Linked DNA regions of Homo sapiens: region 1 is linked to region 2. Evidence: read pairs that join two places in POLR2A ChIA-PET (ENCODE). Cell type or tissue: GM12878. All regions are shown on one strand.

What was found. Peaks named below come from ENCODE experiments on the same cell type or tissue, not always from the same donor. Only the 100,000 strongest peaks of a DNase experiment are listed, where the experiment ranks them.
Region 1: POLR2A ChIA-PET joins it to region 2 with 6 read pairs; 2 of 35 experiments call an interaction of 5 or more read pairs at or near these places.

The regions. Positions count from the first base shown.
Region 1 is chr14:45,141,568-45,149,567 of GRCh38, reverse strand. FANCM (FA complementation group M) reads right to left here. Exons shown (of 23, transcript NM_020937.4): 4 at 573-731. Among named protein-coding and RNA genes, the nearest start is that of FANCM, 9.6 kb to the right of the region's middle. RefSeq lists enhancers at 4,455-4,564, 4,655-4,714. In GM12878, no CTCF peak of the experiment used is centred here; a DNase peak (open chromatin) is centred at 4,718; H3K27ac peaks cover 1,208 bases.
Region 2 is chr14:44,475,662-44,483,661 of GRCh38, reverse strand. It overlaps LINC02277 (long intergenic non-protein coding RNA 2277), which reads left to right and starts at 1,776. Exons shown (of 3, transcript XR_001750743.3): 1 at 1,776-2,545; 2 at 4,811-4,933. In GM12878, no CTCF peak of the experiment used is centred here; no DNase peak of the experiment used is centred here.

The sequences.
Region 1 (8,000 bases), 670 kb before region 2:
GGTGAAACCTCGTCTCTATTCAAAAATATAAAAATTAGCCAGATGTGGTAGCATGTGCCTGTAATCCCAGCTACTTGGGAGGCTAAGGAGAACTGCTTGAACCAGGGAGGTGGAAGCTGCAGTGAGCTGAACAAAAAACAACAAAAAGAAAACAAAGAAACTTCTGGCTGAATCTCAGTACGTGTTCATGTTACGGGTGTGTGCAATTTGTGAAAATTCACTGAGCAATACACTTATGCTTTGTCTACTTTTGCTGTTTGTGTGTGTGTGTGTGTGTGTGTGCATGTTCTATATTCCAGTTATAAGGTTTACTTAAAAAAATACAAAACCATGTAAGGCTATTATTTGCTTTACAAATGGCCCATCTTTTGTATTTTCCCTTTCAATAACAGTTTGCTAGTACATACAAAACACAGTGCTCATTCCAAAAATTTTAACTTCAAAGAATTTTTTCAACATATCAATTATATAAAAATAAGATAACTATATTATCACATCCAAATCCTGTTAGCTGAAATAATTCAATTACCAGTTTATTTATGAAATCCCTAAATGTCATAAAAATGGTTTACCTGGATATAGGTCTTTTGGATGGCTGCAAGTTCTTCACCAAGCGGAACAATAAGCTTTTCAACTTTTCTTTCATGAGAATATGTCAAAATATCTGGAGAATCTTCAGAACGAAGCTCTATCTGCCCAATTAGCAGGTTAGTAATAACTTGTTGCACAGCCTATATGAAATCAATTAAGTATGATTATAAACTACATGTTAAAATTTTTTAGTTTAAGTCACTAACAGAAATAAAATAGCAGTAAAATTTTGAAAGAAGCACCAGAAATTTATATCATTAAGTAACAAAAAAGAAAGAAGATAAGCCTATAAAAAAAGTACATCAGAAGTAGCACAACAGGTGAAAAGTGCTTCCGAAACATCTTTTCCCCACACAGACCTTCAAGCCAAGCATCCGAGAAATAAGAATATTTGTAAATGTCCAAAAAGTTCCTCAAATGTAGTTTGGTACTTTACAAATAGAGTCTTTATAAAGACTCAGACAAAAATTTCAGATTAGCAATACTCAATCAATTATTGATAAATTAGTAGAATATTTTCCATTTAAATCAACATATATGATGTGAATATATTTCCAGGACTAAATTTCATGTACCCAAAGCTTATAAAGAGACTTCATTGTAAAATTAGGAAACTGGAGAAAAAACATATAATCTGTTGTATTCTGTAGCAGGAGACTATGGTACTGACAGTGCGATTAACAATTAAAAAGAAAAAAAAAAGAGAGGATCCTGAGAGTATGTAAAAATTAAAAGTTGTTTTGTGTGTGTGTGTGTGTGTGTGTGTGTGTGTGTGTTTTTGAGACGGTGCCTCGTTCTGTCACCCGGGCTGGAGCACAGTGGCACGATATCGGCTAACTGCAACCTCCGCCTCCCAGGTTCAAACGATTCTCCTGCCTCAGCCTCCCCAGTAGCTGGGATTACAGGCGCCTGCCACTACACCCAGCTAATTTTTTGTATTTTCAGTAGAGATGAGGTTTCACCATGTTGGCCAGGCTGGTCTCGAACTCCTGACCTCATGATTCGCCCACCTTGGCCTCCCAAAGTGCTGGGATTACAGGTGTGAGGCATCACGCCCGGCTTTTTTTTTGGGGGGGGGGCGGTTTGGAACCTCCCTCTGTCGCCCAGGCTGCAGTGCAATGGCACAATCTATCTCAGGTTATTGCAACCTCTGACTCCCGGGTTCAAGCGATTCTCCTGCCTCAGCCTCTTGAATAGCTGGGACTACAGGCATATGTCACCATGCCCAGCTAATTTTTGTATTTTGGGTACAGATGGGGTTTCACCATGTTGGCCTAACTGGTCTCTAACTCCTGACTTCTGTGATCCGCCCACCTTGGCCTCCTAAAGTGCTGGGATTAAAGGTGTGAGCCATGGTGTCCAAACAAAAATAGAAAGCCTTGTGGGTTTAGGCCGGGCAGCAGCTCACGCCTAAGGGTGTAATCCCAGGGCTGTGGGAGGCCAAGTTGGGAAGACTGCTTGAAGCCAGGAATTTGAAACCACCCTGGGCAACATAGTGAGACCCCATATCTACAAAAAAAATGACAATTGCTGGCGAAGTGGCAAGCACCTGCTGAAGTATCACTTGAACACAGGAGTTCTAGGCTGCAGTGAGTGAACTACAGTTGCGACTGTATTCCAGCCTGGGTGACAGGGCAAGACCCTGTCTCCAAAAAAAAAAGAAAGAAAGAAAAAGAAAAGAAAAAAAGAAAGCTTTGAGGGCTTGGTTTTGGGGGGGGCGGGGAACAGCCTGGGGCAAGAATCATATCTTGGTATTCCCAATACCTGGCGCAGTGCCCAATACGGCACACCATAATCACTGGCGGCCTATACGTATTCAAAATCTAGAATACATTTGTGACCATTTTATAAAATTAAGCTTATTGCTTTTAATAGTTCATTCATGAAAGAAATACATGAGTAACTCCCACATGCCAGGTATTGAGTTAATGACAGAGAAACGACCAAAATCGGCATAATCCCTACATTCATGTAGCTGATATTTTACTGGCGCTGAAAGACCAAAATAATCAATACGCAAAAGAATGACCAATTATCACAAATGTTAAGAAGAAAATAACAAAATAAGGAACACTGACAAGATAGCTTAGTTAGAATAGACCTTTCTGAAGGGATGACTTTTTTTTTTTTTTTTTTTTTTTTTTGAGACAGAGTCTTGCTCTGTCGCCCAGGCTGGAATGCAGTGGCGCGATCTCGGCTCACTGCAAGCTCCGCCTCCCAGGTTCACGCCATTCTTGCGCCTCAGCCTCCCGAGTAGCTGGGACTACAGGTGCCCACCACCATGCCCGGCTAATTTTTTGTATTTTTTTTAGTAGAGACGGGGTTTCACCATGTTGGCCAGGATGGTTTCGATATCCTGACTTCGTGATCCACCCGCCTCGGCCTCCCAAAGGGGGATGACATTTTTAAGCTGACTGAAAAACATGAATGTTTAAACGAGGTCAGGGAGAAAACCAGAGATAGGATAGAATTTCTAAGCTCATCAAAAAAAAGGATAGAAGAAAAAAGTCTTGCAGCTTGCAAGAGTTAAAAGCTATCATTGGAAGCATGGAGCAAGATGGAAATACAGATAATCGCCCACACAGAACATCAAATTTGACAACTATCTACACAAAAAAAGCACCTTCATAAGAACCAAAAATCAAGTGAGCAATCACAGTACCTGGTATTCACTTCATATTGCTAAAAGAGGCACTTTGAGGTAGGAAACACAATCCTTTTTTTTTTTTTTTTTTTCAGACGGAGTCTCACTCTGTCACCCAGGCTGGAGTGCCATGCCATGATCTCGGCTCACTGCAAGCTCTGCCTCCCGGGTTCACGCCATTCTCCTGCCTCAGCCTCCCGAGTAGCTGGGACTACAGGTGCCCACCACCACGCCCGGCTAATATTTTGTATTTTTTTTTTCTTTTTTTTTTTTTGAGACGGAGTCTCGCTCTGTGGCCCAGGCTGGAGTGCAGTGGCGGGATCTCGGCTCACTGCAAGCTCCGCCTCCCGGGTTCACGCCATTCTCCTGCCTCAGCCTCCCAAGTAGCTGGGACTACAGGCGCCCGCCACTACGCCCGGCTAATTTTTTGTATTTTTAGTAGAGACGGGGTTTCACCGTTTTAGCCGGGATGGTCTCGATCTCCTGACCTCGTGATCCGCCCGCCTCGGCCTCCCAAAGTGCTGGGATTACAGGCGTGAGCCACCGCGCCCGGCCATTTTTTTGTATTTTTTAGTAGAGACGGGGTTTCACTGTGTTAGCCAGTGTGGTCTCGATCTCCTGACCTCCTGATCCGCCTGCCTTGGCCTCCCAAAGTGCTGGGATTACAGGTGTGAGCCACCACGCTCAGCCAGGAAACACAATCTTGAATCATGGACACCACCCCTCCCTCATCCCCCAGAGGCCCTGTGGTGTGGAGAAAGAATCTAAGAACCTGGGGGAAGGAGAGTGCAGTTTCTGGGAGACTGTGCATTGAACTAAGTGTTGCTCTGTCACAGTGAAAAGCAAAACCAGGTGGAACTCAGTCAATGCCACCACAGAAGGAGAATTTAGACCAGCCCTAGCTAGAAGGGAATTCCCCATCCTAGTGGTTGGAACTTAAGTTCCTGCAAATGCTCTGGAGACGATGAACATGGGGGGCACGTGACCTAGTGAGACACCAGGTGGGACAGTTAAAGGAGTGATTGCACCACCCTTCATTCAACCCCAGTCTGGGCAGCTCACATAAACGAAAGTGACTCCTTCCTTCTGCTTGAGGAAAAAAGAGGGAAGAGTAAAGAGGACTTTGTCTTGCATCCTGGATATCAGCTCAGCCACAACAGGACAGGGCAGAGTCATGAGGTCTCCGTTCCTGACCCTAGCTCCCTGACAACTTTTCTAGACGTACCCTGGGCCAGAAGGAAACCCGCTACCTTGAAGGGAAGAACACAGTCCTGGCAAGATTCATTACCTGCTGACTAAAGAGCCCTTGGGCCCTAAATAACCATCAGCAATACCCAGGTAATATGTCATGGGCCTTGGGTGAGACTCTTAGACATGCTGGCTTCCAGTGAAACCCAGCACATCTCTAGCAATGATGGCTATGATGAGAAACTTCTGCTTGAGAAAAGCAGAAGTAAAGGAGACTTTGTCTTACACCTCAGGTACCAGCTCAGCCACAGTGGGGAAGGGCAACAAATGGGCTCTTGGGGACCTGATTCCAGGCCTTGACTCTTGAACAGCATTTCTGAAACTGTCCCAGGCCAGAGGGGAACCCACTTCTCTGAAGGGTGAGTCCCAGGCCTGGCAGCATTCAGCACAAGCTGACTGAAGAGTCCTTGGGCCTTAAATGAAAATCAGCAGTAGACTGGCAGTACACCTCATGGGCCTATGGTAGTGGTGACCATGGGGAGAGGCTCCTCTGCCTGTGGAAAGAAAGAGTGAGAAGGACTTCATCTTGTGCTTTGAGTGCAAGCTTAGCTGCAGTAGTATAGAGCACAAGGTAGATTTCTAAGGTTTCTGACTCTAGTTTCTGGCTCCTAGATGGCATCTCTGGACTTGCCCGGGGCCTGGAGGAACTTGCTGACAAACTTCACACGTTCTAACTTTTTAGTGGGAGCTAAAAATTAAAGTAATTGAACTCATAGAGATAGAGAGTAGAAGGATGATTACAGAGGCTGGGAAGGGTAGTGGGCGAGGGGGGTGGAGGGGACACTACATTAATGGGTACAAAAAAATAGAATAAATAAGATCTAATATTTGATAGCATAATAGGGTGACTATAGTCAGTAATAAGTTTACATTTTAAAATAACTAAAAGAGTATAACTGGATTGTAACAAAAAGAATAAATGCTTAAGGTGATGGATACCCCATTAGCCTGATGTGATTATTATGCACTGCATGCCTGTATCAAAATATCTCATATATACCATAAATATATATACCTACTATGTACCCATAAAAATAAAAAAAAAAAGTTTTAAAAGGCTGCCACAGAATGTATCCAATAAAATCCTTACTCAAGCCGGGCGTGGTGGCTCACGCCTGTAATCCCAGCACTTTGGGAGGCTGAGGTGGGTAGATCACGAGGTCAGGGGTTCGAGACCAGCCTGACCAACATGGTGAAACCCCGTCTCCACTAAAAATACAAAAATTAGCTGAGCATGGTGGTGGGCACCTGTAATCCCAGCTGCTTAGGAGGCTGAGGCAGGAGAATGGCTTGAACCCGGGAGGCAGAGGTTGCAGTGAGCCGAGATCGCGCCACTGCACTCCAGCCTGGGTGACAAAGCGAGACTCTGTCTCAAAAAAAAAAAAAAAAAAAAATCCTTACTCAATATGGAAGACCGTTCAGAGCTACTAAAATCAGAATATTATAGGACAGGTCTCAAAATCTGCATTTTTACCATTCTTCAATAAAGGAAACCAGAATTTCCCAGACATACTGTTGATTCCATGGCTGGGCCGAAAAAATACTAAAGGAGCATAATGTATCTTATGATGTCAGAAAGTTACAGAAGCATCAAAAGAAAGAGTGGCAAGGTATGGTGGCTCATGCCAATAATCCCAGCACTTTGAGAGGCTGAGACAGGTGGATCACTTGAGCCCAGGAGTTTGAGACCAGTAGTTCTAGACCAGCCTGGGCAACAATGGGAGACCCTGTCTCTACAAAAGATACAAAAATTTGCTGGGTGTGGTGGCAGGCACCTGTAGTCCCAGCTCCTCAGGAGGCTGACGTGGGAGAACCACCTGAGCCTGGGAAATTTAGCTGCAGTGAGTATTATTGTGCACTGCCCTCCAGCCTGGAGGACTCAGTGAGACCCTGTTTAAAAAAAAAAAAAAAAAGTGCATGTCTAAAGGACACAGGAGCTTGAAGGAGCTCCTAACAGACAAAGCTGGAACAATCTTAATAAAATTGATAAAATAGTATTGGACTGTGGCCCACAGAAGGAAAAAAAATCTTTATTGCAGAAGAATTCAAATTAATGCATATAAAAGAGAGAAAGAATGATTAGGCAAATACCACAACAATAATTGTTGCAAGCCAAGAACCACCACTGGATGCTAAAACAGGATTATTTACATAGTCTCAAAGTATTTCCCCCACAAGACAGTTATTAATTACAAAGGGAATAACAGTAATTTTACAATGAAGAAACCAAGAAGACATCATCTTAACTAAGTCAAGATTACAACACAAGTAAAAAAGGCAAAGCAACATCATCTATTCCCTGATAGGATATGCTGAGAAAGGTACAGCATCACTTCTGGATTATTGTTAGCAAATGCATAACGTCACCACATCATGAGAAAACATCAGACTTACCCAAATTGAGGGATATTCTACAAAATATCTGGCACCTACACTTCAAAAGCATCAAGGTCATGGAAAACAAGAAAAAAGAGGAAGCGGCCGGGCACAGTGGCTCACACCTGTAATCCCAGCACTTTGGGAGGCCGGGGCGGGTGGATCACGAGGTCAGGAGCTCGAGACCAGCCTGGCCAACATAGTGAAACCTTGTCTCTACTAAAAATACAAAAAATTAGCCGGGCATGGTGGCGGGTGACTGTAATCCCAGCTACTCAGGAGGCTGAGGCAGGAGAATAGCTTGAACCTGGGAGGTGGAGGTTGCAGTGAGCCGAGATCATGCCATTGCACTCCAGCCCGGGCAACAGTGCGAGACTTCGTCTCAAAAAAAAAAAAAAAAGAAAAAAGAGGAACCATCACAGATTAGAAGGGACTAAGAAGCCATGACAACACAATGTGAGATCACAGACTGAACCCTGGAGCAGAAAAGTACATCAGTGGGAAAACTGGCAAAATTCAGACAAGATCTGCAGATTAGTTACTGGTATAGCAATGCTAATTTTCTGGCTTTGATAATTTTATTATGGTTATATGATACGTTAACATTAGGGGAAGACGGGAGAGGACCAAACGAAGACTTCTATTTTTGCAATTTTTCTGGCAATCTAAAGTTATTTCCAAACAAAACTTTAAAAAACTGAAAACAGTAACAACTTTTAAAAATCATTTTACTATTTAAAAATATCCTGTATTTTTAACAGGTTTTAGGGATTCTTATGCACACTGCAGTCTGAAAACTACTAACTTAAAGAAACTCCTGGGCTGGGCATAGTAGCTCACGCCTGAAATCCCAGCACTTTGGGAGGCTGAGGCCGGCAGATCACCTGAGGTCAGGAGTTGGAGACCAGCTGGCCAACATGGTGAAACCCCGTGTCTACTAAAAATACAAAAATTAGCCAGGCGTGGTGATGGACGCCTGTAATCCCAGCTACTCGGGAGGGTGAGGCAAGAGAATCGCTTGAATCCAGGAGGCGGAGGTTGCAGTGAGCCAAGGTCATGCCATTCCACTCCAGCCTGGGTAACAAGAGCAAAACTCCGTCAAAAAAAAAAAAAAGAGAAAGAAAGAAAGGAAAGGAGAGGA
Region 2 (8,000 bases):
CTGTATCAAAGCATCTCATGCACTCCACAAATATATACACATACTATATACCCATAAAAATTAAAAATAAAAAAATTCATAAAAGATACAATAATGAGGCTTTATTAGTTGGACAAAAGTACATTCCAGGAAAAATCTGGCATGTGAAATAAAATGAGTATAAAACAGCAAAGTGTATTAGGGAAAGAATGAGCATTTTGTTATTTCTCTAACTGATATAAAGTGGGGGTGAAGTGGGGTGGGGTGGGGTGGTGAGACAGGAGATCAGAATGGCCAGTTAGAGCTAGGCTAGATATTTTGTGTTGGTAGGGAGACGGGGGAGAGATTTTATTAGACTTTAGTTTTACAAACGATGAGAAAGTCTTTCAGAAAAAGTTGTGACTTTGAAGTAGACAAAAAACTGTACTAGGTGTCTTCAATCGAAATATATGTTGTCTAAAGGACAGAGCACACCCTTCTGAGTTATTTGATTCTATGGATTTTGCATCTTTCATTGTCTTTCAGCTATTTAAAATTCTGTAAATTGCAGATCATGTCGATGCAAATGACTCTTGTCCATAGATGTGCAAATGAATTGTCTGGAGAATGGAAAATTAATTTTCCTCCCTACTGTGGAAAAAGCCAGGCTTGAATATATTGGTAAATTCTTCTCAGCATCCCTTATCAACCTATGTAAGTGTGGTACTTTAACTTCTCCTTTGAACTCATTGTAACATCTTACTTGCTCCCTCATTCATTAATTAGTTAAATAAAATCTATGACACATGTTTATTTTATAGTTGTATGAAAGTTATCATGCTACCTTAAATTTTTTTTAACTTGTCTGTCCTAAGTGAAGAGACAATGTGCTTCCTATGAAGGCAGTGGTAGCACACGCAGATGGCGGGAAGGCAATAAAGTAGAGAGTGCTTTATACTGACTTTGTACTGACAAAACCTAGTGTACTGGCTTTGTACTGACAAGACCTAGTGTACAGGCTTTGTACTGATGAGACCTAGTGCTCTGATGAGACATGGGAAGTGATGAATTATGAGGGTTCAAAAATAATTCCCCGATTTCTGGCATGAGTGATTACATAGATAATTTCTTTTATCAAGATATGACCCACAGGACAAAAGATATCAAGGTAGAAATTACAGTAGGTTACTAGATATTTGGTTGTGGAGTTCAGAAGTACTGATGCTAGAGGTGCTGATTTGAGAGTCATACATTTATAGATGTAAATTTATGAGACTAAATTTAAACATTAAGGAAGAATTGTAAGGTGAAAAGACAGGTGGGCACAAACATTTTAAGGATGAGCAGAGTCAAAAGATCTAGTAAAAGAGATGGGAAATAAATATCTTTATTTTTGGATGATGTTAGAGAAGTCAAGGGAGAACAATGTTTTTAGAAGGAAACACTAGTGAACAGTGTCAAATGCTGGAATTTTCAGTCAGTTGGGTTTGGCAATGTGAAAGTCAGTGGTGGCCATTGCCAATCAAGTTTAAGTGTCATGGGGTTTGTGTGTGTGTGTGTGTGTGTGTGTGTGTGTGTGTGTGTGTGTGTAGAATGATAAAAGCAAAAACAGGATGTTGGGAATTTGAAAATCTGATAGACGGTAAGGAAAGCTGTGGGAAAGAAGGTATGAATCGTTGAAAAATCAAGGGAATTTTTAAGATTGAACATAGCATAAGGGGAAGGAGTCATCTGAAGACAAGGAAGAGAGAGAAGGAATTAAATTTAAAAAGCTCCAAGTTAGATCAAAATACATCGGACTCAGAGTCTAAGTGGAAACAACTTTCAAAAGGAGGAAGATGTTTTACCCTGAGGTTCAAGGAAAAGAGGAATAGCTGGGAGCAGCACAGGTAGCTTCTAAGGTTGCAGAGCAGGAAAGGTGAAATATATGTTACTTGGTAACTCTTAATATCATGTACTCAGAGTGAAGGAGTGAAATTCAGGAGGAAAGGAAAAGTATGCCTAATCCCTGAGTTGAATGAGAGTGGGAAAGCTGATAAAAGATAAACTCTTCATGGTAAAATTAATCTGGTATAAGTAGCTTTTCTCTTGGTGTACTGTTCTTTGCAAGGTTTTATTTGCAGGTATGAAATGCCTGGTTCGTGGATGGTTGCTAAGAGATATGCTTACTCTGAAATATCTTTTTCACCTTCCTTTACTTTTCACCATTACACTCTTTAGTTCATTAGAAAACTATGGGGGAAAGGATTAGTCTCCTCAAACATCCGTTAGATATGTATACCTGGCAACGGTCCCTCTAAAAACGTAGTACATCATTTTAGCTCCATTATTGAAACACAAAGTCATAAGATGATGTAATATACAACAGATGATTTCCAGTGGGGTAAAATTGTAACAACCACCATTGTGGGCGGGTGAGAACAAACACAGTGTATAGGTTAGGAAGGGCAGATCTTTATACTAAGAATGGAAGATATCCAAAAGGAAGGGGACGATACGAAGATGAACTTCATCTCACAGTTTTGCTTTAATAGCCCAGAATATGGATAATTATGGTTACTTACCTCTAGCAGTGTAGTATTGATAGGTAATGACATAGTCATTTTAGAATGATTCTTTCCTATGTGATATTCTCCCAGATCACTGCTCTAAGTGCTTTATGTGTGTTAAATTGTTTAATCCTTACAACCACACCTAAGTTAGATTATTATTCTTGTTTTACAAATGCAGAAGTCATTGAGTTAAAAGAAAAACCTTGTAATTCACATAGCTAGCATGTAGTGAAGCTTCAAACCCAGTTGCATTGATGCAGTTGTGGATACCCTACCTCATTTTGCCAGCTGCCTATGTGGACTACAGTAACTTGTTGCACTCCTTGTGTGCTATGCAGTGCCTGTTACAAGGACTCTCACTACAAGTCTGACTTTTTTATTTCACTTGCCTTCTCCATGTGCTGTGATTCTTCAACTTTACTGCACTCAAGAATCAAGGGAACTTACTTAAAAAGAAATCAGATTCCAGGGTTCCAACCCCAGAAATTCTAATTCTAGAAGTCTGACTATGTCCCATGAATTTGCACTCTAAGCAGACTTCCTAGGTAGCTCTGAAACAGGTGGTCTGTAGACCACACTTTAAGAATTATCTTCAAGGATTGGGCTAGTTTTAGTTTGTAGTGATTTCTTGTGTCTCTTAATGTAAGTAATTGGAAACTGTTGGGTTAAATTCCATAGTTAGTATTGTATAAGTATGTGTAAATATGTTTTATGGCTGAAAATGAAATGTTGAGTAATTTTTGTGGATTAGTAGTATCTTTAAAAAGCACTCCTATTTCTAGGAGACATTTTTATTACATTAATATGTTGTATGAACCTGGCTCTTTGTGGGGAAATCTTAAAAATTTTATATAAAATAGACAATTCTGCCAGAATTATGGCATTATAACTTACTCAACAGCTTTGGAAACACAATAAAAGAAATATTATGAACTTACTATTCTTTCTCTTTACTGTTGACATTAGGATGGGCCCTTAAAATTATAACTATGTATTTATACCGTATATGAAAATATGGATACATTTCATAGATATGAATATATAGGAGCAATCCACTTCTGCTTCGTTGCTTTTTACATTTTGTTTTCAGTTTTCTAACAAAGGTCATCTTTGTATTCAGTCCAGGAATCCAATCTCTATCTAGTGTTGACATAAGGGAACTATAGGCTGTTTTTAAAATGTCAGTTATAATCTCTGAATGGAGCGCTTGGGTGGTCAATTTCATGTTTCTGAATTTTGGTGGTGGTAGAGGTTTTTAGTGCCAGTTGTGCGGGGATTTGATTCCTGTGTAGAAGGATAAAGCAGGAACCAGATAAGATAGGTGCTGAGAAAATTAATTGGCCTTTACAAGCCATTTGTCACAAGGCACAGGGTAGTTCAATGCACAATGCGTAATGTGTGCAGCAAGACCAGGTGTGTATTGTGTTATCTATGGTAACATCCTGATAGCTACTTGAAATCTGGCTGGTACTAGCCAAGCAACAGAAAATATTCAGGTGGTTGAAATAAGATAGGTAATGACGTTTTTTTATTTAGATGATCTGTCCATTCAAGGCAGAATGCCACCCAGCGGTAGCCTGATAGGAGTGGCAAGGGCTTGGTGGTAAAAATGATGATGAAGAAAAAGCTTACAAGCTGTACATACCATAAGAGAACCTAGCACTCATTCGCAATGTAAATCCAGGTAGACCAGTGATATGTTTAGCTTGGTAAGAATTGGTGCAGGAATTGGGGTCAATGGTTCTGTACTGTTAGAGGAGGTTCATTGGCAAATACATTTGAGAATCTGGGAAACATTTCCCTGGAGAGCCTTTTTTTCTTTTTTTAAAGACATCATGACACTCTTACAAATACCTCTCCTAAGTTCTAAAGAGACAAGCACAAGTATACTGCATAAGCCATAATGACTGAAAAAATATAAAAGACAAGGTGAAAGGAAAATAAGGAAGAATAATAAAATGGGGCTATAAGAGAGAGAACTAGAGATATGTGCTATAAAATTCTCACAGTGTCTGAAGGTGGGACACCACATCAATTTTGAATTTCCTAATGAGCCAAAACCAAGAGGGAATCAGGACAAGTTGCAAGATTCAAATTGTCCATATGATAACATATACCAGCTCGAGGGGAGGCCGTGGCCTTGAAGTCTAAAGGAAGTTCCCCCATAGTTGTTGCAAGGGAGACAGAATGAAACAGTATGCAACAAGATTTTCTTACAACATTTTTATAGCATTTTTCAATATAGGATACGTCATTAAACAAAAGCACAATTTTTAAAAAGTGATTCTTTTATTGTCTAGGAAGGCCTAGACAATATAGTCTGGATTGATTGGATAAACACAGAGGAACAAGAGAGCGGCAGAATTGTACCATGCATGCAGCAGGCCATGCTCTACACGGGCCTCTCAGGATGCAGCAGAGAGGTACCCTGGGTAATTTCTGGCAAATCTTTCAGTATTGTTATTCTATGTTAGTGATGGTGGGAAGATTCATAGGTCTTAAATATTTACCAAGTACAGGATAAAGTTCTCATACTTTTATTAAAATAAAGGAGTGTAAGACTCTGTATTGAAGAGATAGCAGTCTATAGTTCCAACCGTAGGCAAAGTAAAACATTCCTAAAACTAGACTCATTTTTGTGTTGGCTCCAACACTTGAACAAATTAAAGACTGAATCCTCATAGTTTAAACCCTTAGAGCATCTTTGAGACTATCGTAGTTTGGAAAATTTCCCATGCAGAAATAATTAATTGATCATTAGGCCATAAAAAAATCTTACTCAGGATATCTAACTTTAATTATAGTGGTTGGCCAGTGATACATAGCTTAAATTACTCCTCAGTAACTAAAGGAGGTTTTCTGTCAATTCATATGAAAAATATCTGTCAAAATTTATGAGAGTCAGCATTCCTTCTGCTGTTAGCTCATCAGGCCCTTTGTCTCTTGAGACCAGTGTGAGTCTATTAGATCATATCCCTAGTATTGAGGAGAGCACTTAATTGTTCTTCTAGGTGTGAGGTAGGAATGGACTACATGTATTAGGTAATCTACACTGTGTCAGTGGGCGAGTGTACCCTATGTGATGATAATGATAATGATATCATAATAGTGATTTTACTGAATATTTACTACATATACTTGATACTTGCTAAGCACATTATGCACTTTATTTCATTTAATTTTTGATATTCATTTAGTTATTATTAAGTATAATTGTTTTCAATTTGCAGCTATGGAGACAAGAGTTTAGAGTTTAAAGAGCTTACTTACATTTGCACAGCTACAAGGTAGAATGTACACCCAGGTGGAAATAGGAAAGTCTGTATTCTTTTCTATTTGGAAAGAACAACATTTGCCTTTTCATCTTTGCATTTCACCATCTGACCTACAGATTATAGATCTCATAACAGAGTTCAAATTAAGGGCCTTTTGCTATTTAGCATGGAGGGAATGTGTTGCCAGGCCCAAGGCTTAGCCATTGTCCCTGCATGGGAGCCACCCGCCAAATTTCTTGAAACATAACTGTTAAATATATTATATCCAGCAGAGTAGATTCAGTTTTTCAGAAACATTTTCCATGTCATTTAGAATCCTTAATGATTAGAGTATTATTTAGAGATTTTAAATAATTTTATAGAACATGAATTATATTTTATTGTTTAAATTAAAATATTATTTTAATGTTAAAAAACTTTAAACTTCTTACTATGTCTTCAAAGTACTGTTAGTTATATCTATGATTTATTTGATGCTGGAGTCTTTGTCAGGTTCACTATTGGTAAGGTAGTCTTTCAATGGGCAACTTTGATTCACTCTTGAAAATCTTATTCACAAAATAATTTCCAGAAAGATATGATAAATAAGCAGGAATTACTTGTACATTTTATCTTCATAGTGTAAACCTTGGGATAGTGCAAAATGCTCTGATCTCAAGAAATGCTATTTATGCACACAAAAATGTAAGGATGAAAAATATTTGTCCGTATATACTGTTAAAAATTATTCTCTGCTGTTGTTGGTTTCATGCTGTAGAAACAAACCCTGAAGGGTACTGATAAGTTGCCTTAAGGCAATTATGCTTTTAGGCCATTTATCCTAATGCATTTCTAATATGAAGTCATATGCTCTTTTTCACTTTATAAGGAAACTGTCCTGGTGTCTGAGAGCTTAGAGTTTATAAAAGATCTATATGAAAGGGTTAATCAGGTGAGGTCTTTTGGAAGAGCTAACTTTTATACTAGATTGTAAATAATTAATAAAATAGACTATTCTATAAGGACAAAGAATATAGGAAAATGGAGATAGCAATTTAAAACACCAGGATGCTAAGGAGAAGGAACACTGGGTACATGATATACAGGAAATTAAGAAAGATGGAAGATGGCTGAACAGGAACAGCTCCAGTCTACAGCTCCCAGTGTGAGTGACGCAGAAGACGGGTGATTTCTGCGTTTCCAACTGAGCTTTGAAGAGAGTAGTGGTTCTCCCAGCATGCAGCTTGAGATCTGAGAACGGGCAGACTGCCGCCTCAAGTGGGTCCCTGACCTCCAAGTAGCCTAACTGGGAGGCACCCCCCAGTAGGGGCGGACTGACACCTCACACAGCCGGGTACTCCTCTGAGAAAAAACTTCCAGAGGAATGATCAGGCAGCAGCATTTGCGGTTCACCAATATCCGCTTTTCTGCAGCCACCACTGCTGATACCCAGGCAAACAGGGTCTGGAGTGGACCTCCAGCAAACTCCAACAGACCTGCAGCTGAGGGTCCTGACGGTTAGAAGGAAAACTAACAAACAGAAAGGACATCCACACCAAAAACCCATCTGTACATCACCATCATCAAAGACCAAAGGTAGATAAAACCACAAAGATGGGGAAAAAACAGAGCAGAAAAACTGGAAACTCTAAAAATCAGAGTGCCTCTCCTCCTCCAAAGGAACACAGCTCCTCACCAGCAATGGAACAAAGCTGGACAGAGAATGACTTTGATGAGTTGAGAAAAGAAGGCTTCAGAAGATCAAACTACTCCGAGCTAAAGGAGGAAGATCGAACCAATGGCAAAGAAGTTAAAAACCTTGAAAAAAAATTAGACGAATGGCTAACTAGAATAACCAATGCAGAGAAGTCCTTAAAGGACCTGATGGAGCTGAACACCACGGCACAAGAACTACGTGACAAATGCAGAAGCCTCAGGAGCCGATGCGATCAACTGGAAGAAGGGGTATCAGCGATGGAACACAAAATGAATGAAATGAAGCAAGAAGAGAAGTTTAGCGAAAAGAAACAAACAAAGCCTCCAAGAAATATGGGACTGTGTGAAAAGACCAAATCTATGTCTGATTGGTGTACCTGAAAGTGACGGGGAGAATGGAACCAAGTTGGAAAACACTCTGCAGGATATTATCCAGCAGAACTTCCCCAATCTAGCAAGGCAGGCCAACATTCAAATTCAGGAAATATAAAGAATGCCACAAAGATACTCCTCGAGAAGA